2 separate regions of the Homo sapiens genome follow, and region 2 is linked to region 1. A link is an interaction called in ENCODE POLR2A ChIA-PET data of the cell type or tissue named here. Cell type or tissue: CD4-positive, alpha-beta T cell. All regions are shown on one strand. Each heading gives the region's core, and the rest is flanking DNA. Links, peaks and the distances in the headings are about the cores only. Region 1 holds the start of DNAJC18 (DnaJ heat shock protein family (Hsp40) member C18). Region 2 has its middle 24 kb from the start of UBE2D2.

Region 1 (15,247 bases), core at 4,593-12,592:
AAAATTAGCAGGGTGTGGTGGCACATACCTGTGGTCCCAGCTACTCAGGAGGCTGGGGATCACTTGCTTCTGGGAGGTAGAGGCTGCAGTGAGCCATGGTTGATTGCACCACTCTCCTCCAGCCTGGGTGACAGGGTAAGATGTGAAAGAAAGAAAACAAAGGAAGAGAAAAGAGAAAGAAAGAAAGAAAGAAAGAAAGAAAGAAAGAAAGAAAGAAAGAAAGAAAGAAAGAAAGAAAGAAAGAAAGAAAGAAAGAAAGAAAGAAAAGGAAGGAAGGAAGGAAGGAAGGAGAAAGAAAGAAAAGGAAAGAAAGAGAGGGAAAGAAAGAAAAAGGGAGGAAGGGAGGGAGGAAGGGAGGAAGGGAAGGAAGGAAGGAAGGAAAAAAAGAAAAGGAGAAGAGAAGAGAACTTACTGTATTCTAAAATCCCCTAGGACAGGGCCTGTAACCTGCCCATGTCTGTAGCTCCTGCATGACACACTGTGCCCAGCACTTCCTAGGTAATCTAAACTGGCTCTTGGGTGAAGGAAATCTGATCATAAGATTGGGCTCTGCCACAGACTTTGGGTGCAATTGTCCCCCTCCTCCAAGCCTGTTCTCTTATATCTTTACTTTTTTTTTTTTTTTGTACCACTGCTGGAGTGCAGTGGTACAATCGTGGCTCACTGCAGCCTTGAGTTCCTGAGCTCAACCAATCCTACCTCAGCCTTCTAAGTAACTGGGACTCTTGGCATGAGCCACTGCACCTAGCTAATTTTTAAAAATTTTTTGTAGAGACAAGCTCTTGCCGTGTTGGCCAGGCCAGTCTCAAACTCCTGAGCTCAAGTGATCCTCTTGCCCTGACTTCCCAAAGTGCTAGGATTACAGGCATGAGCCACCATGCCTGGCGGGTTTTAAAGTGAGCTGGCTGGACGACTTGGCCTTCACTATCTTTTCTCATTCTTACATTCCACAGTTCTATAGACTCTGGACGTAGGAAAAAATGAATACAATGTGCTAAGTAGAGATCACTCTGGGTGAGAGCCAGAGACAAGTTGCAGGCAGCTCTGGACAAGCCTTTCACATTCTCAGGAGTTCCATTTCTCCTGTGTATTAACAGGGAAGAATGCGCCCTACCTGGCCCTGGCTACCTCACAGGCTAGTGGCTAGGTAAAATGGGATAATAAACATGGAGATACTTGGGAAGTGAGCAATTGTAGCAGACAGCTTGGAGTAGGGCACCAGCACCCAGGTCCCACTTCAGGATCAAGGCGCTTGTTCCCCAGCTGTGGGATTGTTGGCTGGTTGATGATTGGCTGATGGGGGCTAAGAGTGGGAATGAAGACCTGGACCCCTTGCCTCAATTCCTTTGCCCCCATTCCTACTTCCCTTACTCCTCATAGCTGTTGTTCCAGGGGTGCTCACTAAGAAACCTTTAGTATGCAAATCTCAGCGTCTCAGAGTCTATTTTGTGGGGTACCTAACCTACGAAAGCAATACTGCAGTATTTTTTGAGGGGAGAGAAGACAGGGTCTGGCTCTGCCTCCCAGGCTGGAGTGCAGTGGCATGGCACAATGATAGCTCACTGCAACATCAAACTCCTGGGCTCAAATGATCCTTCTGCCTCAGCCTCCCAAGTAGCTGGGACTATAGACGTGTGCCACCACAACCGGCTAATTTATTTAAATTTTTTGTAGAAATGAGGTCCTGCTACGTTGCTCAGGCTGGTTACAAACTACTGGGCTCAAGACATCCTCCCCCCTCAGCCTCCCGAAGTGCTGGGATTATAGGTGTGAGCCATCACACCTGGTTAGTTGTTTGTTTTTTGTTTTTTGTTTTTTGAGGTGGAGTTTCACACTTGTTGCCAGGCTGGAGTGCAATGGCACGATCTCCACTCGCTGCAACCTCTGCCTCCCAGGTTCAAGTGATTCTCCTGCCTCAGCCTCCTGAGTAGCTGGGATTACAGGTACCCACCACCACGCCTGGCTAATTTTGTATTTTTAGTAGAGATGGGATTTCACCATATTGGGCAGGCTGGTGTCGAACTCCTGACCTCAGGTGATCCGGCCACCTCAGCCTTCCAAAGTTGTGGGATTACAGGTGTGAGCCACCATGCCCGGCCTTGGCTAGTATTTTTTAAATAATTCATATATATTTGATTTAAATCTCACAGCCAACAGCACATGACTTAGTAGCCACTTCTGGTCCAACATCCACCATTGGGATGGAACCCCTCAGGTGACATAACAATGTCTAGGATTCTGTTTGTGCTGTTGTTATTCTGCCTGCCATGGGCACTGAGTACAGCTGCTCATCATACTGGACTAATCAGGTCAAGGACATGGGGCTTCATTCTAAGTAACTCAGCTGTCATCTTCATTATAAAACCACACATTTTCCTCTGACTCTGGGCAATGACCTGCGTATATAAGCTGTTAGTCATAAGGTATTTATATGTGGGGGAAGAGGGAGACAACTGGTATTAATAATCTTTGAGATTGAAAGGCTTTTACCCTGACACTGACACCGCAGTACCACATAAGCCATGTGGATTTTCCTGTTGCTAAGTAACTCTATCCTTTGGGAAGGGGTTGAGGATGAATTAAATGCTGAATTCTGCTCTGGAGCAAACTCTAATAGAGAGGTTTCTCCTGGAGGAGCCTACTATTTATGCAAATCCAAGATGCCACCTCTGACAGGAAATCTGAGTGCAGCCTTCTGCAGCCCTTGCAGCTTCCTTGAAACCCTATCTCTTCCTTCATGTCTAGACAACAGGATGATGATTGTTTACAAGATGACTTCCTCCCTTTTCTCACACAGGACTACGTGGTCCTTAAACAGGAACAGGTGGCGGGGATTGGGGGCTAGCTGCAGAATGTCCTTCTCTCATTTTTTCCCTCATCCTATGGGAGGGCAACCAATAAACCAGCACAGACACACAGGCCCAGTGGGACAGGAGGATCATTTACTCAGCTTCTTTCTTCTAGGGCTGGATGGGGCAGCATCTCAATCATATAGGGCACAGGACAGACCTCAGTATCACCAGCAAGAATCCATTACAGTTCAACATGTAAGTAAGTGGAGGCGCCTTAATCCCAACACTTGGGAAGTCCCCGGGGGCAGGATTGCTTGAACCCAGGAGTTCCAGACCAGCCTGGGTAATATAGTGAGATCCCATATCTTAAAAACAAACAAAAAAAAAGCCAGGCATAGTGGGCATAGTGGCATGTGCCTGTGGTCCCAGCTACTCAGGAGGCTGAGGTGGGAGGATCGCTTGAGCCCAAGAGATCAAGGCTACAGTGAGTTGTGATAGCGCCACTGCACTCCAGCCCGTGTAACAGAATAAGACCCTGTCTCAAAAAAATAAAGTAAGTGGAGAAAACTGAGAGAAATCTGAGGCTGGCCCTAAGGTAAAATGGTTTAGCAGATGAAGGATCATTGCAGGCCCCCTTGACCTAGTTCTGGCACACAATTTCCCCAAGCCCAGCTAGTACTACTCTATTAAATTTGAATGTGCTGGAAAACACTGTGTGATTCTGTCCACCAGTCTTTTCCTGGGTTTGTGGATGTCCTCCTTTCTCTCTTCGTCAAACTTCTTTCCACATCTACCTCCTTCTCTTTGAGAACTGCCTTGGAGACCCCAATTTCTCTTCCCTTATCTCCTTCCCAGTTACCCTCTCACTTTTCCTGTGGGTCCTTTTCGACTGGCATCTCCATCCTATACTCTTTGGGCCCACAGCTTCCTCTTTTACAAAACACAGAAATTGAACTTTACAGTGAGGATTATTTTTGCTGACTAGTTGATGAGTTTAAGCAAAAACTGTCACAGAAGTATTCTTAATGTTGAGCTTTAGAGTTTCGCGTTAGTCCAAGTGATGCGATCATAAAAAAAAAATTCATCCAGAAGTGTTAGTTGAGGTGTAAACAAACTGAAGAATACATGTGGATACTTGGCAATATTTGAGAAGGTCATAATGCTAAACCATTTTTGTTACTGTTCTAGAAGTAAATGAAAAGAAGTCTGGAAAAGAAGGGGATGTAAGGTTTCAGAGCATGAGGAGAGAGGATGCTTAGCTACCAGACAGCAGCTAAGATTTGGGAAGAGGCCCCAGCTTCCCAAATCTTGTCCAATACTCTTGAACCTAGGCTCTGCTCCTAGATAGTCTCATAATTCATAGTTGCTCCTCTCAATCCAGTTAACCCCTACAGTGCTCTAACAGCCCACTCTCAGCCAAACACCTCTGACTTCATGGTATTCTAACATCTCCAGGTAGTACCTCCAGACCTTTTCCCTGTGCCCCTGGACTCCAAGGTCTATCCCACCCTCAGCTGTCCATCTTCTAGAGCAGGCGGTCTAGCCTCCCCAAACCAGAAGAACTTCCTTTTTATATTCAACCACCTGATGGATGTCCCTGATCAGTTCCCTCAGCTGCAGAGCACAAGAAGGACCTTCAGGATCCAGCTTTCTGTGAGTACACTGCTCCGTGGATTAGTTAGCTGGTCATAGGTCCAGTGTCCTAGAGCTGAGCTTTTGACTCATCTCATGGTTCTGGGGCCTCCTTTGCCTCTCAAGTTTAAGGACATCCATAATTCATTGGATTTAGGATGACCCAAAACCTTCTCATACTAGTTCACTTTTGCCATCTTCTTCTGTTTCTGAAAGGGAGAAAATCACCAGTTTTAGTGGCTGGATTCAGGGGTTAGGGTACATGGACAAGCAACTTCCCAGCCCTTTTTGGTAGTGTTTTGCTTCTTGTCTTATTTGCAGGTAATGATTGCCAGATAGACAGGAATGGGGTCCAGTTAGTTATATCCAGGACCTTATGATATACCCCATATATACCCCTTTGCTCCTAATTTACAATGTCAAACTATAAAAAATGGTTTCTCTTCCTCTGAGCCAGTCTATAACAGTGGTCAGCATTTATTAAACACATACTACATGCCAGATGAGGTGCTAAAAGCTTTGCAAGCATTATCTTACTATATCCTACGGCAATCCTATGCAGATTTTTTAACCACTATGCTAAATTCCTCCTCCTAAATTAAGTGAAAATGACCAAATTTCTAGACAACTGTTACTTTCTCAGTGCTTATGGGGGTGGGGATGAGGGAAGAACACTGACTTTAAGTGCTCCAGGAGAAACTGATATTACAAATGACACAAGCCTTTAGTGGTCAACTGGTTTGGTAGTTTTCAAACATGTAGGTTTTCTTTCCTTTAGTAGACCACAAAATACAAAACAGAAAAAAACAGAGCTTCTTTGATTGAAGAAGGGTGAGGTGCTAGTGCCTTCCCTGCTATGCCTTCCTCCCCGCTCCCACTCCTCAATAGAAGATTCCAGAGACATCTGCACATTAAGCCTTAAGGATTCCTCAATTTAAAAACCGCTAATTGAGGCCGGGTGCGGTGGCTCACGCCTGTAATCACACCACTTTGGGAGGCTGAGGCGGGCAGATCACAAGGTCAGGAGATTGAGGCCATCTTGGCCAACATAGTGAAATCCCGTCTCTACCAAAAATACAAAAATTAGCTGGGCATGGTGGCGTGCGACTGTAGTCCCGGCTACTCGGGAGGCTGATGCAGGAGAATCGCTTGAACCAGGGAGTCAGAGGTTGCAGTGAGCCGAGATTATGCCACTACACTCCAGCCTGGCGACAGAGTAAGACTCTGTCTCAAAAAGCAAACAAACAAAACTACTAATTGAATCCAACCTTCTCGTTTTATAGGTGATGAGACTGAGGCCAAAGAAGAAGGAAAAAGGAGATGTTCAGGATCACGCAATGATTTGTGGCAAAACCCCAGCTATTAATATAACACCTATACAACTTCTAGACCAGTGCTTTTTCCACTTGAAAGGCCTTGTTATCTGAGTTTTGTTTTTTGTTTTTTTTCTGAGACAGAGTCTCACTCTGTCACCCAGGCTGGAGTGCAGTGACGCGATCTTGGCTCACTACAACCTCCGCCCCCTGGGTTCAAGCGATTCTCCTGCCTCAGCCTCCCTCCCGAGCAGCTGGGACTACAGGCACACGCCACCATGCCCAGCTAATTTTTGTATTTTTGGTAGAGACGGGGTTTCACCATGTTGGTCAGAATGGTCTCGATCTCCTGACCTCGCGATCCGCCTGCCGCGGCCTCCCAAAGTGTTGGGATTACAGGCATAAGCCACCGCGCCCGGCCGTTCTCTGAGTTCTTAAGTGGGCATAATGTCAGTGATGCCAGGGCCATGACTGTAGGCAAGGGCTGGAACTGCATGCCCTTTGGTGCTTTTACCCTTCCAAGTTTATGTCCAGGAATATACATCTCTCCCCAACTGCCTAAGTAGGTGCTAGTTGATATCATGATTGATTTGGTCTTCTTGGGTAAGACCTCAGTTAATTCTGGGTAATTTTTTGTTTGGGGATGAACTGTAGCCATCCACCTATGAAGAAAGTGTTGCTTTTATTCTTTGCTAGGTTCCATCCATACCTGGATGAGGAACAGCAAGAATATTTATTTCCTCATTTCCTTTTTACTAATCTCAATGTCTGGTCCTTCAGAAAAGAAACGAATGGGCTAAAGAGATAACTAGACTGGAAGAGAGGAGAAAAGTGTCAGAGGGGTGTTGGAGTAGGATGGGTTGGAGGAAGGACAGGAACAGCAAAGATGGAGGCTCTTCATGCCGGCCCCAATACCTTTCCATGTCTTCTTTCTCCACCCCGATACCCTCTGATGTCCAGTGCCTGAGGAGCTGGGGCAGTAGGGACATACTGAGATTGCCCTCCAACCCCATAAATCTACATCACTTTTCTATTTTCCTGACTCAAGCTTCCAAAGGCTGGGTTCCGCATCCCCAAAACCCATCTCTGAATCTCCAGGGCCTACCACTGACTGCACAGAACAGGCATTAGCGTATGCTTCAAAAAGACATCCCTGAGGAGCATAATAGTCATACTGTCACCCTCTAGCCTATAGTTTGCGAAGCCCTTTCCAGGCAGGACTTCAGTCGCCCCTCCTTGGATGTCCCTAGGGTTAGGCAGGGCCGAAGCCACTATCCCAACTCTACAAATGAGGAAAAGCCAAGAGCCGTGCTGCAGGCAGCTGGCAGCTGGCAGCAGCACTCTTCCACAGATCTCCTGACGAAGGTCGAGCACTTCTCTGCGTCTCCCACGGCCTCTGGCGCAGAGCCTGCCGGGAGTTGTAGTCCAGTGCCCCGGGAGCTCATATGGACTGGACTACAATGACCAGCGTGCCCCGCGCTCCGCGCCCCCTTCTCTTTCAGCCTCGGGCACGGGGGAGGCTCGGCGGACCTGCTGATTGGGAACCGATATGGCGGCGACTCTGGGCAGCGGGGAGCGCTGGACGGAAGGTACTAGGTCCCCGCCTGAAGGAGGGATAGGGCGGCCTTCGGGAGAGATCAGGGATGAGGATCCTGAAGACGCACAAGGGCTGAGATCCTGGGTCTGAGGTGATGGATAGAGGCCTGTGAAAAGATGCTGAGCCTGAGTAGGGTTGCGGATGGGGTAGGGAAGCTGGGGACCGACCGCGAGCCCAGAGTCACCGGTGACGACTTGTTGCCTCCGGCCCCCAGCCCCGCCCCCGCCCGTGCCCCGCCCAGGGCCCGCAGCTGTCAGGCCCCGCCCATGCCAAGGTGACTGGAGGGCCCGTGGGGTGCTGCGGTCTCTCCGCAGCTTGCTAACCTGGCCCTTATCTTTCGCCTAACTGGGCCACCTGACCTTCAGTCCCTGTTTGATCATGTCGCTCCAGCCGGCATCAGGACCAGCCTTTTCCACCCTACAGTCAGGCAAAAAATATTGATCCAATACCTATTGTGTGCCCCGCCTAATGCTGATTCTGCAGTGGGGATTTGACTGACATGGGTCCCTTAGCTCACAAAACTCGCAGCCCACTGAGAGAGTTTGACGACTGAACAGCCAATTACAAAACGGGCGAATAATACAAAACGCCTGGGCTACACAGCAAGGTCAGGGATTTGGAGAGCACACTTACAAGGTACCTAACGCAGACTGGCTGTCAAGGGAGGTTTCTTGCAGAAAGTGTTACAAATGGTGACAAGAAGGATGCGTCGGAGTTAGCCAGGCCGACTTAGAGGAAGACTGTCCAGGAGCAGTGGGTGGAGGTAGCTGAGGGATGTTAAGCGGAAGAAAGATGTTGTTAAAGCCTTTCTCAGGTCCTCCAGAGAAGACATGAGTGCTCTGCCCCTTTTGACTGTATTGCTTATGACCCTCTTTACATTCTGCAGGTGTTGTTATTGAATCTTCTCCCTTTAAACCAGGGGTATCCAATCTTTTGGCTTCCCTGGACCACATTGGAAGAAGAATTGTCTTGGGCCACACATAAAATACACTAACTGACGACTAAATAACTAACTGATGACAGCTAATGAACTTTAAAAAAATTGCAAAAAAAAATCTCATAATGTTCTTTTTTTTTTTTTTGAGACGGAGTCTCGCTCTATCACCCAGGCTGGAGTGCAGTAGCGCGATCTCGGCTCACTGCAACCTCCGCCTCCCGGGTTCACGCCATTCTCCTGCCTCAGCCTCCCGAGTAGCTGGGACTACAGGCGCCTGCCACCACGCCCGGCTAATTTGTTGTATTTTTAGTAGAGACGGAGTTTCACGGTGTTAGCCAGGATGGTCTCGATCTCCTGACCTCGTGATCCGCCCGCCTTGGCCTCCCAAAGTGCTGGGATTACAGGCGTGAGCCACCGCGCCCGGCCCTCATAATGTTCTAAGAAAGTTTACGAATTTGTATTGAGCTCAAAGCCGTGCTGGGCCACATGCCACCTGTGGGCCGCGGGTTGGACAAGCTTGCATTAAACTAACCTCTTTGTGGTCAGGAGTAGATCTTACCCATCCGCCCTCTTGATCTTCTAGCCAAGTTCCTTGGTATATATTAGTTCTATAATTGTTAGTGTAAAAGAATTGAACTCCTCTCTACTTTAAATTTTAGGGGTGGGAGGCACTGCAACAAAAAATACTATTTTACGAGCAGTGTCTCTTCTGACCACGGACCACAGAGAAACATGTTTATTCAGCTTTGTATGAGTGCTTAAAAGTCAGCATGACGCCTCTAGCCCTGGCCATCATGCTTACCTTCTCATGCTTACGAGCAGCCTCCCAGAGAGGAAAGGCAGGTTGCAAAGTTGATTTTCAGGGTCAGATGGAGACCTAATGGAGGGGCTGTTGTTTGCAGCTTACATTGACGCAGTTAGAAGAAACAAATACCCAGAAGACACACCTCCTGAGAGTCATGACCCCTGTGGCTGCTGTAACTGCATGAAGGCACAAAAGGAAAAGAAGTCTGAGAATGAGTGGACTCAGACCCGGCAGGGTGAGGGGAACTCCACGTATAGTGAGGAACAGCTGCTTGGGGTACAAAGGTGAGCATGTGGTGAGATTAAATGAGTGATTTTATGGAAAGTGCTTAGAAGAGTGCCTGGATGTGCTATGTAAGTATTGACTGATGATAATGATGATGATGATGATAATTGAGGCATACTAGCTTCTTGACCTCAGAGGGAAGACTGAATAGAAGTGGAATATTAGGGTATAACATGAACTGACTACCCTGCTTCTACTTTAAGAGAGGCAGCAGAAACCGACTAGACACAACACACATCTACAGGACATTCTTTCAACAACAACAGAACGATTTTCTTCTTAAGGATACATAGAATATTCTCCAGGATAGACCATATCTTAGGTCATAAAACAAGCCTCAATAAATTTAAAAAGATTGAAATCATACAGTGTATGTTCTCTGAAATCAAAAACAAAGGGAAATTTGAGAAATTCACAAATATGTGGAAATTAAACTACAAGCTCCTAATAAGCAAGCAAGTCACAGAATAAATCACTAGGAAAGCTAGAAAATGCTTTGAGATGAGTGAAAATGAAAACACGACGTACTAAAATGTATAGGATGCAGCTAAAACAGTGCTTAGAAGGAAATTTATAGCTCTAAATGCTTATTTTTTTAAAAAAGACTCCAAATCAGTAACCTAATCTACCTTAAGGAACTAGACAGCCTGGACAATACAGTGAAACCCCCTCTCTTCCAAAAAATATATATATACAAAAATTAGCTTGGTATGATGGCACCAACCTGTAGTCCCAGCTACTTGAGAGGCTGAGGCAGGAGGATTGCTTGAACCCAGTAGGTTGAAGCTACAGTGAGTCATAATCGCACAGCAGAGCAAGACCCTGTCTCTCAAAAAAAAAAAAAAAAAAAAAAAAGAAAGAGGGATATCCCTACCAATCCAAATACTATGAACAATTGTGTGCCAACAAATTAGATAACCTAGATAAAATCAGCAAATGCCTAGAAAGACACAAATTACTGAAACTGACCCAAGAAAAATGGAGGCCAGGCATGGTGGGTCACACCTGTAATCCCAGAGCTTTGGGGGTGCTGAGGCAGGAGGATTGCTTGAGACCAGGAGTTTGAGACCAGCCTGGGCAACACAGCAATACATTATCTCTAAAAAAAGAAAAAAAAAATACTTGGGCATGGTGGCACATGCCTGTGGTCCCAGCTACTTTGGAGACTGAAGCAGGAGAATCACTTGAGCCTAGGAATCTGAGGTTACAGTAAGCTATGGTAGTGCCACTGCATTGCAGCTTCGGTGACAGAGACCTTATTTCCAAAAAAGAAAAAGAAAAAAAAAAGGAAAACCCAAGTAGACCTACAACAAATAAGGTGATTTAATTAACAATCAAAAAAATTCTAGCTGGACATGGTGACTCATGCCTGTAATCCCATTACTTTGGGAGGCTGAGGTGGGAGGATCACTTGAGCCCAGGAGTTCAAGACCAGCCTGGCCAACATGGCGAAACTTCATTAGTACAATAAAAAACAAACAAAAAGACCCCACAAAAATTAGCCGAGCATGGTGGTGCACACCTGCAGTTCCAGCTGCTCAGGAGGCTGAGGTAGGAGGATTGATGGAGCCAGGAAGGGCGAGGCTACAGTGAGCACCACTGCACTCTAGTCTGGGTGACAGAGGGAGACCTTGTCTGAAAAAAAAAAAAAAAAAAAAAAAAAAACTTCCAATGAAGAAAAGTCCAGGCCCAGCTGGCTTCATTCTTTGAGACCAGTATTAACTCTGTAACCAAAACCAGACAAAAATATCATAAGAAGTCTAAATTATCAACCAATATCCCTTATGGATATAGATTTTAAAATATTCAATAAAATACTAGTAAAACAAATACAGCAATGTAAAAAGTATTATATATTTTCACCAAGTGGGATTTATCCCAGTATTGCAGGATTGTTTAACACACACAAGTCAATCAATGTAACATACCATGTTAATAGAATAAAGGACAAAAATCACACGATCATTTCAATAGGTACAGAAAAAGCATTTAACAAAATCCAACACTCTTTTTTTTTTGAGACGGATTCTTGCTCTGTCACCCAGGCTGGAGTGCAATGCCACGATCTCGGCTCACTGCAACCCCTGCCTCCCAGGTTCAAGCGATTCTCTGGCCTCAGCTTCCTGAGTAGCTGTGACTACAGACGCGCACCACCATGCCTAGCTAATTTTTGTATTTTTAGTAGAGACGGGGTTTCACCATGTTGGCCAGGATGGTCTCGTGACCTTGTGATCTGCCCGCCTCGGCCTCCCAAAGTGCTGGGATTACAGGTGTGAGCCACTGCGCCCAGCCCCAACACTCTTTCATAATAAAAACACTTAACTAGGAATAGAAGGGAACTTCCTCGACCTGATAAAGTCCATCTACAGAAATCCACAGTTAACATCATACTTAAAGGTGAACAACTAGGTGTTTTCCCACCAAGATCAGGAACAAGACAAGTATGTCTGTTCACTCTTGCCACTCTGTTCAACATTGTACTAGAGGGTCAAGCCAGGGCATTTAAGCAAGAAAAAGAAATAAAAGCCATCCAAATTGGAAAGAAGAGTAAAACTACATCCACAGATGACATGATCTTGTAAATGGAAAATCCTAATGAATACACACACACACACACACACAAATACTGTTAGAACTAATAAACAAGTTGGACAAAGTTACAGGATATAAGATCAATATACAAAAATTATCATTTTTCTATATACTAGCAATGAACAATAAAAAAATGAAATTAAGAAAATATAGTTGAGGCTGGGTGTGGTGGCTCATGCCTGTAATTCAAAACTTTGGGAGGCTGAGATAGGAGGATCTCTTGAAGCTAGGAGTTCAAGACGAGCCTGAGCGACATAGCGAGGCCCTGTCTCTACTAAAAATAAAAATTTAGCCAGGTGTGGTGGCATGCACCCAAAATCCCAGCTACTCAGAAGGCTGAGGTAGGTGGATCCCTTGAGCCCAGGAGTTCGAGGCTGAGGTGAGCTATGATCACCCTACTGCAATCCAGCCTGGGTGACAAAGCAAGACCCTGTCTCTATATACAAATAAATAAATAAATAGTTTTAAAAAAGAGATACAGTTGGCCTTTGAACAACACAGGTTTGAGTGGCATCAGTTTGAACCATGGATTTTTATATGTCAATTTTAAAAGATAAATACATTGGAAAAATTTTTTAGATTTGCAACAATTTGAAAAAGTGGCTCACATCTGTAATCTCAGCACTTTAGGAGGCCAAGGCAGGAAGAATACTTGGGCTCAGAAGTTTGAGACCAGCCTGGGCAACACGGCAAAACTCCGTCTCTACTAAAAATACAAAACTAGTCAGGCGTGGTGGCGCACACCTGTAATCCCAGCTACTTGGGAGGCTGAGGCGGGAGAATTGTTTGAACCCAGAAGGCAGAGGTTGCAGTGAGCTGTGATTGTGCCATTGCACTCCAGCCTGGGCAACAAGAGCGAAACTCTGTCTCAAATAATAATCATCATCATCACCATCTCACAAACCATGGAGCATGGACATACCAAAAAATTAAGAAAATTATATGAATGCATAAAATATATCTAGATTCTAGTCTATTTTATCATTTACTATCATAAAATATACACAAATCTATTATAAAAAGTGAAAATCTATCAAAACATATGCTCACAAACACTTGAGACTACATGGTACCATTTGCATTTGAGAAAAATGTAAACATACAGGTGCAGTATTAATCACACCTGCATAAAATTAACAGTAGTACTGTACTACTGTAATAATTTTGTAGTTAGCTCCTGTTATTTTGCTGAGCCTCAAGTATTGGGAGTATCTGCTTAAAATGCCACATGATGCTAATCATCTCTTTGTGAGCAGTTTGTCTCTTGAGTAAATTATGTATAGCAGTAAAAAGTGATCTCTTGCAGTTCTCCAGTTTTGTTTTTTTTTTTTTTTGAGATGGAGTTTTGCTCTTGTCGCCCAAGCCGGAGTGCAGTGGCACGATCTTGGCTCACTGCAACCTCCACCTCCCAGGTTCAAGCGATTGTCCTGCCTCAGCCTCCCAAGTAGCTGGGATTACAGGCGCCCACCATCATGCCCAGCTAATTTTTGTATTTTTAGTAGAGATGGGGTTTCACCATGTTAGCCAGGCTGGTCTTAAACTCCTGGCCTTGTGATCCACCTGCACTTAATGCCAGCAGGTAAGAAAACATTGCACTTTTTGCAAAATACCTTTTCATCTCATATTGAAAATGAAGCTTTTATATGGGTGCAGGACTGCTATAAGAAAGGCATACAGTCCATGATGTGATTATTACTTATCGCATGCCTGAGCTCAAGGCTTCCACTCACCTCAGTCTCTCAAAGTGCTGGGATTACAGGTGTGAACCCTGCGGCCAGCCCTACCTCATCAACTTTTTAGTGCAGACAAAAGTGCCCTATTCTGGAAAAGAAATGTCACAAAGGACATTGTACTAGTAAGGATGAGAAGTGAGCATCAGGATATAAGGCAGGAAGGGATAGGCTAACTCTGCTATTTTGTGCAAATGCAGTTCAGTTTATGATGGGGGCTGCCATTATATATAAAGTTGCTAACCCCTGAGCCTTGAATGGAAAAGATGAACACCAGCTGCCAGCCTTTTGGTTGTACAGCAAGAAGGCCTGGGCACTGAGAGCCCTTTTTCTGGACTGGCTCCATTGATATTTTCTTCGTGAAGTCAGGAAGTACTTTGCCATTAAGGGACTGCCTTTAAAAAGTTCTTTTGGATTAACTCAGGGTTATGGTGCATGCCTGTAGTCTCAGCTACTTGGGAGGCTGAGGCAGGAGAATTACTTGAGCCCAGGAGTTGGAGGCTGCAGTGAGCTATGATCGTGCCACTGCACTCCAGCCTGGGTGACAGGGACCCTACCCTGTCTCTAAAAAAAAATAAAGTTCTGTGGCCAGGCGCGGTGGCTCACGCCTGTAATCCCAGCACTTTGGGAGGCCAAGGCAGGTGGATCACAAGGTCAGGAGTTCAAGACCATCCTGGCCAACATGGTGAAACCCCGTCTCTACTAAAAATACAAAAATTAGCTGGGTGTGGTGGCAGGTGCCTATAATCCCAGCTACTCGGGAGTCTGAGGCAGGAGAATTGCTTGAACCTGGGAGGAGGAGGTTGCAGTGAGTCGAAAACATGCCATCGCACTCCAGCCTAGATGACAAGAGTGAAACTCTATCTCAAAAAAAAAAAAAGAATGTGAAAAGTCAACCCACAGAATGGGAGAAAACATTTAAAAACTGTATATCTGATAAGGGACTTTATCTGGAACGTACAAAGTTCTCTTAAAACTCAACAATAAGAAGACAAATAACCCAATTGGAAAAATGGGCAAAGGGTCTGAATAGGCATTCCTCCTATATATTCCTCCATATATGAATAAAGAAGATATATATATGGTTAGTAAGCATATGTAAACTTGTTCAACATCTTTAGTCATTAGGGAAATGCAAATCAAAACCACAATGAGATATACCCACTGGAATGTCTATAGTCAAAAAGGTGGATGATAAGTGTTTATAAAGAAGCAGATAAATTGGAACCTTTGTACATTGCTGGTAGGAATGCAGCCAGTTTGGAAAACAATATGGCAATTCCTCTTAAGGTTCAGAAGAAAATTAAGATTATTGACCTAGCAATCTACTCCTAGTATATTCCAAGAGAAATATAAATATACTTCCACAAAAAAACTTGTACATGAATGTCCATAGCAATATTATTCATAACGACCCCAAAGGGGAAACAACCCAATGTCCATTAACTGATAATGGACAAGCAACATGGTGTATATCCATACAATGAAATACTATTTTGTAACAAAAAGGGATGAACAGATTCATGCTACAACATGGATGAACCTTGAAAAAATTACAGTAAGT
Region 2 (15,247 bases), core at 4,227-12,226, 98 kb before region 1:
TCCAGCCTGGCAAAAGAGCAAGACTGTCTAAAAAAAGAAAAAAAAAAGCAAACTACAGTATAAAGTGGGTTACAGAAAGTCTCAATGATGTATTCATATGTAAAAAATTAAAGGAGCTGCACACTTAAATGTGCACTATTTATTGTAAGTTATACCTCAATAAAAGGTTTTCTTTAATCTTCATAAAATTTTGGGGTGTGTGTGTGTGTGTGTGTGTGTGGTTAGAATGCAGTAGCTTGGCAGGGCGCAGTGGCTCACGCCTGTAATACCAGCACTTGGGAGGCTGAGGTGGGTAGATCACCTGAGGTCAAGAGTTCAAGGCCAGCCTGGCCAACATGGTGAAACCCTGTCTCAACTAAAAGTACAAAAAAATTAGCTGAGCATTGTGGTGGACGCCTGTAATCCCAGCTACTTCGGGAGGCTGAGGCAGGAAAATCGCTTGAACCTGGGAGGTGGAGGTTGCGGTGATCCGAGATCGCGCCATTGCACTCCAGCCTGTGCGACAAGAGCAAAACTCTGTCTAAAAAAAAAAAAAAAATTGCAGTGGCTCACACCTGTAATCTCAGCACTTTGTGAGGCTGAGGTGGGAGGACTGCATGAGTTCCAGACCAGCCTGGGTAACGTCTCAAGACCTCATCTCTATTAAAAAAAAAAAAAAAGAAAGAAAGAAAAAAGATCTAGACAGATGAGTAACACATTTTTAACAGCAGTTACTTAGTTATCCCTGTGCAATTGCATGAGAAAGTGAAGGAAGATTCTTTCACTTTTTGCTTTATACTCTGTCACATTATTTACAGTTTAAATAAGCATATTTTGCTTTTGTTATCAACAACAAAGAAATAGAAAAAAATCCTTTGTCTTCTGTGGGGTTCCCTAAATCACTCCATTGACATTCCTGCTGCCTTCAATGGCTCTCTGTGGGAAAAGAAAATGAAGTGAACACCTGTCAAAGGCTTCATGCAAATTGTGCCTACTCCAGATAGTGTGATTGCTGATTTCCCTCTAATTTACATTAAGGAAATTGAACTTTTGGTTGAAGTCGGTCTTCTTTGAAGAAGGAAGCAGACGACATTTAATGCTATGGGCCTATTGTCACTTCAGCACTGCTCTCAGGAAAGAATTGGGATCTGGTGGCGAAGACCGGCGTGAACCGTATCACTTTTTAAATGCCTAAAGGCTGGTTTTGAGAGGCCCGAGTCGCTAGTGAGAAAGCTGCCTCTGCAGCCAGGCCCCTCCCTGGCGGCCCGAGGCTCCGTCCGGTCCCCCGTGTCGTCGCCGGGGCAGCTGGCGCCCTCCGGCGGGGTAAGGCCAGGACCAACCAGAACAGCGCCCTTCCTCTGCAGCCCGCCTACTGACGTGCAATCCAGGATCTACGTGGGTATAGAGGGAAGCTGGGCCCACGGAAGGCAGAATGGCCAAAGAGATGGATATAAAGTGGAGCGGGGAAAGGAGGACACCCTAACAGTTTGGCAGCTCACTGTGCCAAGCGTTCATCTTCCAGAATAATGTAACTAATGTAGGGTATATGTTCTCCATTAGTTCATAAAGGAGGGGTGTCACACAAAGTTTACCTTCTTCCCCCAGCCCCATGAAAATTTCTTTAATATTTTTGTTTAATTTAAAAAGTAACATATGCCAGGCACGGTGGCTCACGCCTGTAATCCTAGCACTTTGGGAGGCTGAGGCAGACGAATCACGAGGTCAGGAGTTCGAGACCAGCCTGACCAACATGGTGAAACCTCGTCTCTACTAAAAATACAAAAATTAGCCAGGCATGGTGGCGCGCGCCTGTAGTCCCAGCTTCTCAGGAGGCTGAGGCAGGAGAATCGCTTGAACCTGGGAGGCAGAGGTTGCAGTGAGCTGAGATCAGGCCACTGCACTCCATCCTGGACGACAGAGCGACTCCGTCTCAATGAACAAATAAAAAGTTACATATGTTTGTGTAAACTATTAAAACAACACAGAAACAAACCCATACAGTTGGCTTATTTTACTTAGCATGATGTCTTCTAGGTTCATCTATGTTGTAGCATGTGTAGAATTTATTTCCTTTTTAAGTCTGAATTATATGGATATTTATTATGTTTATCCCTTCATCTGCTGATGGACACTTGGGTTACTTCTACCTTTTGGCTATTGTGAGTAATGCTGCTATGAACCTGAGTGTTCTATAAAGAACTTTTATTTGTCAAAACTATGTCATGCCATGCCAGGCGTGGTGGCTGACCCCTGTAATCCCAGCACTTTGGGAGGCTGAGGCAGGCTGATGATTTGAGGTCAGGGGTTTGAGACCAGCCTAGCCAACACGGCAAAACCCCATCTCCACTAAAAATACAAAAATTAGCCACATATGCTTGCTTGAACCCAGGAGGCGGGGTTGCAGTGAGCCGAGATCCTGCCACTGCACTCCAGCCCAAGGTGAAAGAGTGAGACTCTATCTCCACAAAACAAAACAAAACAAACTGTATCATGCCATAGGTTAACAAAATAGTAGGTTAGGGAGTTTCTCTTAATAGAATTCTTCCAGGCTGAGTGTGGTGGCTCATGCCTGTAAGCCTGTTTCTCTACCACTCTACCTTCCCAGGAATAACTATCACTAACAAATGGTACTCGTGAATTCACACTTTTTGTTGTTGTTGTTGAGATGGAGTCTCGCTCTGTCGCCCAGGGTGGAATGCAGTGACACCATCTCAGCTCACTGCAACCTCCGCCTCCCAGGTTCAAGCAATTCTCCTGCCTCAGCCTCCTGAGTAGCTGGGATTACAGGTGCACGCCACCATGCCCGGCTACTTTTTGTATACTTAGTAGAGATGGGTTTTTGCCATGTTGGCCAGGCTGGTCTTGAACTCCTGACCTCAGGCGATCTGCCCACCTCAGCCTCCCAAAGTGCTGGGATTACAGTTGTGTGCCACCATACCCGGCTAATTTTTGTATTTTTAGTAGAGACAGGGTTTCACCATGTTGGCCAGGCCAGTCTCCAACTCCTGAACTCCAGTGATCCGCCATCCTCAGCCTCCCAAAATGCTGGGATTACAGGTGTGAGCCACTGAGCCCGGAGACTTTTTATTTTTATTATTTTTTTTTTGTAGGGTTGTTCTAGTTATGTTGCTCAGGCTAAACTCCAACTCCTGGAGTCAAATGATCCTCCCACCTCAGCTACTGAGTAGTTCTGACTACAGGTGCCAGCATTGAGCCCTATGTGTACCTTTTTTTTTTTTTTTTTTTTTTGAAATGGAGTCTAGCTCTGTGGCCCAGGCTGGAGTGCAGTGGCCCGATCTTGGCTCACTGCAACCTCTGCCTCCTGGATTCAAGCAATTCTCCTGCCTCAGCCTCCTGAGTAGCTGGGATTACAGGCGCCCACCACCATGCCTGGCTAATTTTTGTATTCTTAGTAGAGACGAGGTTTCACTGTGTTGGCCAGGCTGGTCTCGAACTCCTGAACTTGTGATCCGCCCACCTCGGCCTCCCAAAGTGCTGGGATTATAAGCGTGAGCCACCATGCCCGGTCCCCCCGCTTTTTTTTTTTCTTCGAAACAGAGTCTCACTTTGTGGCCCAGGCTGGAGTACAATGGCCAGATCTCAGTTCACTGCAACCTCCATCTCTCAGGTTCAAGTGATTCTCCTGCCTCAGCCTCCCAAGTAGCTAGGATTACAGGCACATGCTACCACGCCCAGCTAATTTTTGTATTTTTAGTAGAGACAGTGTTTCACCATGTTGGCCAGGCTGCTCTCGAACTCATGACCTCAAACAATCCACCCGCCTTAGCCTCCCAAAGGGTTGGGATTACAGGGATGAGCTACCGTGCCCAGCTGCATCCAGACTTTTTTTTTTTTGAGACTGAGTTTTGCTCTTGTCGCCCAGGCTGGAGTGCAGTGGCACGATCTCGGCTCACTGCAACCTCCACCTCCAGGTTCAAGCAATTCTCCTGCCTCAGCCTCCCGAGTAGCTGGGACTACAGGTGCCTGCCACCATGCCCAGCAAATTTTTTTTGTATTTTTAGTAGAGATAGGGTTTTGCCATGTTGGGCAGGCTGCTCTCGAACTCCTGACCTCAGGTGATCCGCCCACCTTGGCCTCCCAAAGTGCTGGCATTACAGGCATGAACCACCGTGCCTGACCCAAACTTTTTAATGTAAATATTGTATACACAAATATAGACACTGTATGTCATAGTGGTTAAGAATACAGGCTAACAATCAAACCTGCACATTGGTTTCCTCTAAGGTATACTGGGATAATAACAGATAATTAGATAGCTATTATTCTTTTTTTTTTTTTTTTTGAGATGGAGTCTTGCTCTGTCGCCTAGGCTGGAGTGCAGTGGCACAATCTTGGCTCACTGCAAGCTCCACCTCCCGGGTTCACGCCATTCTCCTGCCTCAGCCTCCCGAGTAGCTGAGACTACAGGCGCCCGCCACAACACCCAGCTAACTTTTTTTTAAACAAAGATGGGTTTATGTCACATAGAAGGTTATGTCGATGTACTATTTAAATGTTATTTTTAAAAATATTTATAGATTCACTGGAACTAGCAAAAATAGTACAGAGAGTTCCAGTGTTCCCTTCATCCATTTTCCCCCAATGGTTACATCTTATATAATTATAGTATAGCCCGGCGTGGTGGCTCATGGCTGTAATCCCAGCACTTTGGGAGGTCGAAGCAGGCTGATCACCTGAGGTTGGGAGTTTGCGACCAGCCTGGCCAACATGGTGAAACACCATCTCTACTAAAAATACAAAATTAGCCAGGCGTAGTGGTGCATGCCTGTAATCCCAGCTACTCGGGAGGCTGAGGCAGGAGAATCGCTTGAACCCAGGAGGCGGAGGTTGCAGTGAGCCGAGATTGTGCTATTGCACTCCAGCCTGGGCAACAAGAAAGAAACTCCGTCTCAGAAAATATATACATAGTACAATGTCAAAACAAGGATATTGTCCGGGCACAGTGGCTCACACCTGTAATCCCAGCACTTTGGGAAGCTGAGGCAGGTGGATCACTTGAGGTCAGGAGTTTGAGACCAGCCTGGCCAACATGGCGAAACCCAACACGATATCTACTAAAAATACAAAAATTAGCCAGGCATGGTGGCGGGCACTTGTAGTTCCAGCTACTTGGGAGGCTGAGGCAGGAGAATCGCTTGAACCCGGGAGGCAGAGGTTGCAGTCAGCCGAGATCGAGCCACTGCACTCCCGCCTGGGTGACAGACGGTGATCCCGTCTAAAAAAAAATAAATTAGGAAATTGATGTTGGTACAATGTGTGTATATAGTTTTATACCATTTTATCATATGTACAGATTCCCGTAACCATCACCATAATCAAGATACAGAACTATTCTATCACCACAAAGATCTCCCTCATGTCATCTCTTTAGAATCACACACATACACCCCTATCTCCCTAAGCCCTGGCAATTACTAATGTATTTTCTGTCTATAATTTTGTCATTTTGAGAATGTTATATAAATGGAATCATATAGTATGTGACCTTTTGAGATTGACTTTTCTGGCCAGGTGCGGTGGCTCATGCCTGTAATCCTAGCACTTTGGGAGGCCGAGGCAAGTGGATCATGAGGTCAGGGTTTCGAGACCAGCCTGACCAACATGTTGAAACCCCGTCTCTACTAAAAATACAAAAATTAGCTGGTCGTGGTGGTGGGCGCCTGTAATCCCAGCTACTCAGGAGGCTGAGGCAGGAGAATTACTTGAACCCGGGAGGTGGAGGTTGCAGTGAGCTGAGATCGCACCACTGCACTCCAGCCTGGGCGACAGAGCGAGACGCCATCTCAAAAAAAAAGAGATTGACTTTTCTCAGTCACGTAATTCCCTTGAGATCCATCTAAATTGTGTGCGTCAACATTCGTCCCTTTTGTTGCCAACTAGTATTTCATTCTGCAATGTACTTAAACATTTTTTTATTGTAGTAATATACATATAATGAAAATGCTTTTTTTTTTTTTTTAGATGGATTTTGCTCTTGTTGCCCTGGCTAGAGTGCAATGGCATGATCGCTCACCGCAACCTCCGCCTCCTGGGTTCAAATGATTCTCCTGCGTCAGCCTCTGGAGTAGCTGGGATTACAGGCATGCGCCACCATGCCCGGCTAATTCCTTTGTATTTTTAGTAGAGACAGGGTTTTTCCATGTTGGTCAGGCTGGTCTTGAACTCCTGACCTCAGGTGATCTGCCCGCCTCGGCCTCCCAAAGTGCTGGGATTACAGGCGTGGGCCACTGTGACCAGACTCTGTTTTATATATATATATTTTACCAAGGGATTCTACCCACATTGGTAGAATCCCTCAGTATTTGTCTTTTGGAATACTGGCTTATTTTACTTAGCATGATGTCTTCTAGGTTCATCTATGTTGTAGCATGTGTAGAATTTCTTTCCTTTTTAAGTCTGAATTATATGGATATTTATTGTGTTTATCCCTTCATCTGCTGATGGACACTTGGGTTACTTCTACCTTTTGGCTATTGTGAGTAATGCTGCTATGAACTTGAGTGTTCTATAAAGTACTTTTATTTGTCAAGACTATGTCATGCCATGCCAGGTATGGTGGCTCACCCCTACAATCCCAGCACTTTGGGAGGCTGAGGCAGGCTGATGATTTGAGGTCAGGGGTTTGAGACCAGCCTAGCCAACATGGCAAAACCCCATCTCCACTAAAAATACAAAAATTAGCCACATATGCTTGCTTGAACCCAGGAGGCGGGGTTGCAGTGAGCCAAGATCCTGCCATTGCACTCCAGCCCAAGGTGAAAGAGTGAGACTCTATCTCCACAAAACAAACAAACAAACAAACAAAAAAACTGTATCATGCCATAGGTTAACAAAATAGGGAAGGTTTCTCTTTTTTTTTTTTTTGAGACGGAGTCTCGCTCTGTTGCCCAGGATGGAGTGCAGTGGCACGATCTCAGCTCACTGCAAGCTCCGCCTCCCGGGTTCACATCATTCTCCTGCCTTAGCCTCCCCAGTAGCTGGCACTACAGGTGCCCACCAACACGCCCAGCTAATTTTTTGTATTTTTAGTAGAGAAGGGGTCTCACCGTGTTAGCCAGGATGGTCTCAATCTCCTGACCTCGTGATCCGCCCACCTTGGCCTCCCAAAGTGCTGGGATTACAGGCGTGAGCTACCACGCCTGGCCAGAAAATTTCTCTTAATAAAATTCTTCCAGGCCGAGCATGGTGGCTCATGCCTATAATCCCAGCACTTTGGGAAGCCAAGGTGGGTGGATCACCTGAGGTCAGGAGTTTGAGACCAGCCTAGCCAACATGGTGAGACATGGTGAGAACCACTGCACTCCAGCCGGGGTGACAGAGCGAGACTGTCTCAAAACAAAACAAAGCAAAATTAATAAAAGTGATTGTGGCAATGGACAAACAACTCTGTGAATATACTAAAATCGATTGAATCGTACTTTTTAAATGAGTGGATTGCATGGTATGTGAATTTTATCTCAATAAAGCTGTTAAAAATGATATTTAAGAAGCATAACAATCAATCACAATGTATGAACCCTGTTTACATTCCGCTTCAAAAAACTATTAAAAATGAAGTTTATAAGACAATTGGAAATTTGAACAATGACTAGATATTTGAGCATATTAAGGGTATATTACTTTTTGTTGTTTTTTTTTTTTTTGTGAGACAGAGTCTCGCTCTGTCTCCCAGGCTGGAGTGCAGTGGCATGATCTCAGCTCACTGCAAGCACCGCCTCCCGGGTTCATGCCATTCTCCTGCCTCAGCCTCCCGAGTAGCTGGGACTACAGGCATCCGCCACCATGCCCGGCTAATTTTCTTTTTGTATTTTTAGTAGAAACGGGGTTTCACCATGTTAGCCAGGATGGTCTCGATCTCCTGACCTCGTGTTCCGCCCGCCTTGGCCTCCCAAAGTGCTGGGATTACAGGCGTGAGTCACCTCGTCCAGCCTGGGTTTACTACTTTTTAAAGCATGATAATAATACTGTGTATGGTTATGTTTACAGATGAAATGATATCTTGGATTTACTTCAAAATAATATAAAAGGTAAGCAAGTGGGCCGGGTGCGGTGGCTCACACCTGTAATCCCAGCACTTTGGGAAGCTGAGGTGGGTGGATCACATGAGTTCAGGAGTTGGAGACCAGCCTGGCCAACAGGGTGAAACACAGCCTCTACTAAAAATACAAAAATTGCCGGGCAAGGTGGCTCACACCTGTAATCCTAGCACTTTGGGAAGCTGAGGGGGGTGAATTGCCTGAGCTCAGGAGTTCCAGACCATCCGGGACAACAGGGCGTCTCTACTAAAATACAAAAAATTAGCCAGGTTTGGTCACGTGTGCCTGTATTCCCAGCTACTCAGGAGGCTGAGGCAGGAGAATTGCTTGAACCTGGGAGGCAGAGGTTGCAGTGAGCCAAGATTATGCCACTGCACTCCAGCCTGGGCTACAGAGTGAGACTCTGTCTCTAAAAAATAAATAAATACACTTTGGGAGGCGGAGGCGGGCGGATCACTCAAGGTCGGGAGTTCGAGACCAGCCTGACCAATGTGGAGAAACCCTGTCTATACTAAAAATACAAAATTAGCTGGGCATGGTGGCACATGCCTGTAATCCCAGCTACTCCGGAGGCTGAGGCAGGAGAACTGCTGGAACCTGGGAGGTGGAGGTTGTGGTAAGCTGAGATCACGCCATTGCACTCTAGCCTGGGCAACAACAGCGAAACTCAGTCTCAAATAAATAAATAAATAAATAAAATAATAAATAAATACATAAATAAAAATACAAAACTTAGCCGGGTGTGGTGGTGGGTGCCTGTAATTCCAGATACTTGGGAGGCTGAGGCAGGAGGATCACTGGAACCTGGCAGGCAGAGGTTGCAGTGAGCCGAGATCACGCCACTGCACTCCAGTCTGGGCAACAGAGCGAGACTCCATCTCAAAAAAAAGAAAAGAAAAAAATGTAAACAAGTGGAAGTATTAATGAAACAAGACTTCTCACAGTTAGTAATTGTTGAAGCTGGATAAGGAGTGCATGAGAGCTCACTGTAATACATTTCCTCTACCTTTGTATATGTTGCAGATGTTCCATAATAATAAAAATGTATATCATAAATATCTTTTGTGTCAATACATGGAAACCTGCCTCATGCTCTTTGATAGGGGCATAGCCTTCCATATTTATTTAACTAATTCTCTATTAGAGAACTTTTGAATTTTTTTTTGAGATAGTGTCACTCTGTCACCCAGGCTGGAGTGCAGTCGTGTGATCTCGGCTCACTGCAACCTCTGCCTCCTGGGTTCAAGCAATTCTCCCGCCTCAGCCTCCAAAGTAGCTGGGATTACAGGCGTCTGCCACTGCATCCGGCTGATTTTTGTTTTTTTGTTTTTTGTTTTTTTTTGAGACGGAGTCTCGCTCCCAGGCTGGAGTGCAATGGCGCGATCTCGGCTCACTGCAACCTCTGCCTCCCAGGTTCAAGCAATTCTCCTGCCTCAGCCTCCCATGTAGCTGGGACTACAGGTGCCCGCCACCATGCAAGTCTCTTTTTTTTTTTTTTTTTGTATTTTTAGTAGAGACGGGATTTCACCATCTTGGCCGGGCTGGTCTTGAACTCCTGACCTCGTGACCCACCTGCCTCTGCCTCCCAAAGTGCTGGGATTACAGGCGTGAGCCACCACACCCTGACTTTATTTATTTATTTATTTATTTGAGATAAAGTCTCACTTTGTCACCCAGGCTGGAGCGCCGTGGCATGAGATCTTGGTTCACTGAAACCTCTGCCTCCCAGGTTCAAGCGATTCTCCCCACCTCAGCCTCCTGAGTAGCTGGGACTACAGGCATGTACCACCAAACCTGGCTAATTTTTCTATTTTTAGCAGAGACAAGGTTTTGCCATGTTGCCCAGGCTGGTCTTGAACTCCTGAGCTCAAGCAATCCTCTAGCCTTGGCCTCCCAAACTGCTGGGATTACAGGTGTGAGCCACCGCACCCAGCCTTGAATTATTTTCAGATATTCAATATTCTAAACAATACTATAGGAAATATTATTGTACAAATGTTTGTGCCCAATTAACTGTTTCCTTAGAATAAATTTCTTTTTTTTATGCTTTTTTTTGAGACAGAGTTTCACTCTTGTTGCCCAGGCTGGAGTGCAATGGCATGATCTCTGCTCACCACAACCTCAGCCTCACAGGTTCAAGCGATTCTCCTGCCTCAGCCTCCTGAGTAGCTGGGATTACAGACATGTGCCACCATGCCTGGCTAATTTTTTTTTTTTTTTTTTCCTGAGACAGTGTCTCACTCTGTCACCCAGGTTGGAGTGCAGTGGCGCGATCTCGGCTCACTGCAAGCTCCGACTCCGGGGTTCACGCCATTCTCCTGCCTCAGCCTCCTGAGTAGCTGGGACTACAGGCGCCCGCCACGACGCCCGGCTAATGGTTTGTATTTTTAGTAGAGAAGAGGTTTCACCGTGTTAGCCAGGATGGTCTCGATCTCCTGACCTCGTGATCAGCCTGCCTCAGGCTTCCAAAGTGCTGGGATTACAGGCGTGAGCCACTGCCCCTGGCTAATTTTGCATTTTTAGTAGAGACCGGTTTTCTCCATGTTGGTCAGGCTGGTCTCGAACTCCTGACCTCAGGTGATCTGCCCGCCTGGGCCTCCCAAAATGCTGGGATTACAGGTGTGAGACACTGTGCCTGGCCTGTAATAAATTTCCAGAAGTGAAGATGCCAGGTCAAAGAATGTGCAGGTTAAAAAAAAAAATGTTTTTTTTGCCAGGCGCGGTGGCTCACGCCTGTAATCCCAGCACTTTGAGAGGCTGAGGCGGGTGGGTCACAAGGTCAAGAGTTCAAGACCAGCCTGGCCAAAATGGTGAAACCGTGTCTCTACTAAATATACAAAAATTAGCCAGGCTTGGTGGCGGGCGCCTGTAATCCCAGCTACTCGGGAGGCTGAGGCAGGAGAATCGCTTGAACCCGGGAGGCGGAGGTTGCTGTGAGCCAATATCCTGCCACTGCACTCCAGCCTGGGTGACAGAGTGAGACTCCGTCTCAAAAAAAAAAAAAAGATGTTTTTTAATTTATGCTGAGATTGTTCTCTAGTTAAATTCTTGGAATTACTTGTTTTCTGACGCTCCCAGTAATACACTGGTCCTTATCAATTTATCAATCCTTTTCTTTTCTTTTCTTTTCTTTTTTTTTTGAGACGGAGTTTAGCTCTTGTTGCCCAGGCTAGAGTGCAATGGCGCGATCTTGGGCTCACCGCAACCTCCTCCTCCCTGGTTCAAGCGATTCTCCTGCCTCAGCCTCCCGAGTAGCTGGGATTAACGGCGCCAGACACCACGCCCAGCTAATTTTTGTATTTTTAGTAGACAGGAACTTGCCATGTTGGCCAGGCTGGTCTTGAACTCCTGACCTCAGGTGATACACCTGCCTTGGCCTCCCAAAGTGTTGGGGATTACAGGCGTGAGCCACCACGCCCGGCCCCTTTTCTTTTCCTTTCAACCTCTTTTTTGAGGTATAATTTACATGCCATCAATTTCATTCATTTTAGGTGTACAATTCAATGATTTTTTTTTCAACACAGAGGTTGTAGTGAGCTGAGATTGCACCACTGCACTCAGTCTGGGGGACAGAGTGAGACTCCATCTCTCACACACCAAAAAAAGTGTGTATGTGTATGTATATCCCCTATTGAAGGATATTTAAGTTGAGGAGTTGAGGTCCATATATTTTTTTTTTTTTTTGAGATGGAGTCTTGCTCTGTCACCCAGGCTGGAGTCCAGTGGCGCGATCTCAGCTTACTGCAACCTCCGCCTCCCGGGTTCAAGTGATTCTCCAGCCTCAGCCTCCCGAGTAGCTGGGATAACAGGCAAGTGCCACCACGCCCAGCTAATTTTTGTATTTTTTAGTAGAGACGGGGTTTCGCCATGTTGGCCAGGCTGGTCTCAAACTCCTGATCTCAGGTGATCCACCCGCCTTGGCCTTCCAAAGTGCTAGGATTACTGGAGTGAGCCACCGTGCCTGGCTGAGGTTCATTTTTTAGCACATTAAAAATAGTAGAATAGGGCAAGGCATGGAGGTTCATGCCTGTAATCCCAGCACTTTGGGAGGCCGAGGCAGGCTGATCCGTTGAGGTCAGGAGTTCGAGACCAATGTGGCCAACATGGTGAAACCTTGTCTCTACTAGATATACAAAAACTAGGCCAAGCGCGGTGGCTCACGCCTGTAATCCCAGCATTTTGGGAGGCCAAGGCGGGCGGATCACGAGGTCAGGAGATTGATACCATCCTGGCTAATATGGTGAAACTCCGTCTCCACTAAAAATACAAAAAATTAGCCGGGTGTGATGTCGGGCACCTGTAGTCCCAGCTACTCGGGAGGCTGAGGCAAGAGAATGGCGTGAACCGAGGAGGCGGAGCTTGCAGTGAGCCGAGATCGTGCCACTGCCCTCCAGCCTGGGCAACAGAATGAGACTCCATCTCAGAAAAAAAAAAAAAATACGAAAACTAGCCGGGAGTTGTTGCAGGCGCCTGTAATCTCAGCTACTGGGGAGGCTGAGGCAGTAGAATTGCTTGAACCCGGGAGGTGGAGGTCGATTGCAGTGAGCCGAGATCGTGCCACTGTACTTCAGCCTGGGCAACAGAGCAAGACTCTGTCCCCCCCAAAAAAAAAAAAAAAGTAGAATAAATTCCTAGATGTAATATTGCTATGTCAAAGGATATGCAAACTGAAATTTTCGATAGATATTAACAGATTATTTGCTAAGGAAGTTGTACTCATTTACATCCCCCACCAACAGTGTTTCCTCACACCCCCAAAACATCCCTCATCATAAATGAGGTCATGCATAATTAAAAAAAAAACACAACCAGGATCTTTCTCTGTTGCCCAGGGTGGAGTGCAGCTGCATGACCATGGCTCATTGCAGCTTCGACCCCCTGGGTTCAAGCAAACCTCCCACCCTAGCCTCCCGAGTAGCTGGGATTACAGGTGCATTCCACTATACCCACCTGGTTTTTTGTTTTTGTTTTTGTTTTTGTTTTTGTATTTTTTGTAGAGACAAGGTCCCACACTGTTGCCCAGGCTGTTCTAAAACTCCTGAGCTCAAGTGATCCTCCCACTTCGGCCTCCCAAAGTGCTGGGATTACAGGCATGTGCCACAGTGTCCAGCCAGGCATTATTTTCTTTTCTTTTCTTTCTTTCTTTTTCTTTCTTTTTTTTTTTTTGGATAGGGTCTCACTCTGTCACCCAAGCTGGAGTGCAGGGGTATGTGATGCAATCTCAGCTTGTAGCAGGACAAGCCACAGACAAAACCTCTCAGACACCGAGTTGTAGAAGGGCTTTATTCAGCTGGGAGCATCGGCAAGCTACTGCCTTAAAATCCGATCTCCCCGAGTGCACAATTTCTGTCCCTTTTAAGGGCTCACAACACTAAAGATTTCACATGAAAGGGTTGTGATTGATTTGAGCAGGCAGGCGGTACGTGACAGGGGCTGCATGCACCGGTGGTCAGAGAGAAACAGAACAGGGCAGGGAATTTCACAATGTTCTTCTATACAATGGCTGGAATCTATGAATAACATCAGTTTCTAAGTTATGGGTTGATTTTTAACTACTGGGTTTAGGCCAGGCAGGCCCAGGCCTGCTTTCAGGCCTGGTGCCGGGCTGCCTGTCTTTGATTTTACTTCTTTGTTGTTTTTTCTTAAAACAGGTACTGAGTATAAAATAATATAAAACAATATGAGAGGGTCTCTCTCTTCCCTCATTTCCCCCCCTTTGAGACTCTCACTTTTTATTAGTGGGAGTTCTCACTTTTGTTTTTGCTACTTATGTCTTTTTGTGCAATAGATTGATAGTGATTTACATAGTATGCTTGTGCTGAAGCATTTTTGTGAACTAAGGTGGCAACGAAGTTTTTTATCATTTGGAGAAATACAGGTATAAGACAAGGGAGCAGTAAGCAGGTTCCTATTACTATTATTATTTTTATTACAAGAGTTTTAAATTTTCCTATTGCTGGGAACCAATTTTCAAACATGGCTCCCGGACTGAGTCCATGCCACACTTGCACAGGTACATGTGCCAGTTTTGTTATATCTTTAACTATATTCTCAACTACTTGCCCCTGATCATCTATGTGTAGACAATAATTAGTACGGTTAAATTTTCTACAAACTCCTCCTTCAGCTGCTACCAAGTTGTCAAGAACTATTCTATTTTGATAGATAGCATTTCTCATCAGAGTCTCTTGCTGGGCAAGAACGGTCAAGGCTTGACCGGTTTTATTAGTAATAATTTCTAAAACAGCTTGCAACTGTATGATTCAGTTGAGCATGTAGATAGGGGTTCGATATCCTCATGAGCCTTCTTGTGCCTAAGTGGCGGGTCTATAGTATTGTATGATTCTTTCAGAGGGCCATTCATTATTTTTCTAATCACTTATGGCTATGCTTCATTTTTTGCAGGAAGCATAGACTGGGAAGCCTAGAAGTTCACCTGTTTTTATGGGCAGTAAGAAGAAAGATGGCTTAATGGTGCCAATTATACAGCTACCTGTCCTGATCAGGCAGCTTAGCATAAGCTCTGTGTCCACATATCCAGTATAACCTGGTGGGGGCCGTCCAGTCCTGGTGGAATTCTGGGTGGGCCCAAACAGTCTGCAACTTTGGAAATTTGCTGAATGGATTCCTTTCTGTGTGATTGGAACTCTACCATGTAACTGTTTTTGTGGTACCATTATACAGCTTTTGCCTAAGACAACTAAGCCACCTTACAGGATGAGTGAATCCTTTTCCTTCTCTAGCTATGCAATACTGTCCAATAATTGAGACTTTTAGAACCCAAAAATTGTCAGGGTGGTTCTTTTGGGCTGGGAATTCATCAGGAACTGGGTCTGTAGGAACTAATTTTCGGGCTTCCCATGGCCATTGATCTCTTGTTACAGTTCCTCCACAGACATAACATGAGGTGACTTGTAGAGACTGGGCTACATGTTCGGCTAATGGAAAAAACAAATTTTTAGTTTTTCCTGGAATCTCAGGTACTGGCACATTTAGTTCATCATGAAATACTGAAATACTGGTAGAAAATACTGGTAGAAGGTCTGAAATACTGGTTCTGGAGAGCGTTTTTGAACCTCTCCTTTTATTAGGATGCTTACACTAAGATCCAGCCCTTTTCCATCAATGCCTAATGTTACATTTTTTTTTATTTTACTTGGGTCTGAGGGGTTTGTGATTATCAATTTTAAAAGGATGCAGCTCCCACTTGT

What was found. Peaks named below come from ENCODE experiments on the same cell type or tissue, not always from the same donor. Only the 100,000 strongest peaks of a DNase experiment are listed, where the experiment ranks them.
Region 2: POLR2A ChIA-PET joins it to region 1 with 16 read pairs; 7 of 35 experiments call an interaction of 5 or more read pairs at or near these places.

Annotation. Positions count from the first base shown.
Region 1 is chr5:139,431,485-139,446,731 of GRCh38, reverse strand. DNAJC18 (DnaJ heat shock protein family (Hsp40) member C18) reads left to right here and starts at 7,207. Exons shown (of 8, transcript NM_152686.4): 1 at 7,207-7,326; 2 at 9,174-9,360. The coding sequence starts at 7,287. RefSeq lists enhancers at 6,837-7,336, 8,637-9,137 and a silencer at 7,540-7,649. In CD4-positive, alpha-beta T cell, for the core only: no CTCF peak of the experiment used is centred there; DNase peaks (open chromatin) are centred at 7,171, 7,541 and 9,161; H3K4me3 peaks cover 1,225 bases; H3K27ac peaks cover 1,146 bases.
Region 2 is chr5:139,529,581-139,544,827 of GRCh38, reverse strand. It overlaps a transcript of UBE2D2 not described here. Among named protein-coding and RNA genes, the nearest start is that of UBE2D2, 24 kb to the left of the region's middle. RefSeq lists silencers at 1,272-1,361, 4,200-4,396 and an enhancer at 1,235-1,796. In CD4-positive, alpha-beta T cell, for the core only: no CTCF peak of the experiment used is centred there; no DNase peak of the experiment used is centred there.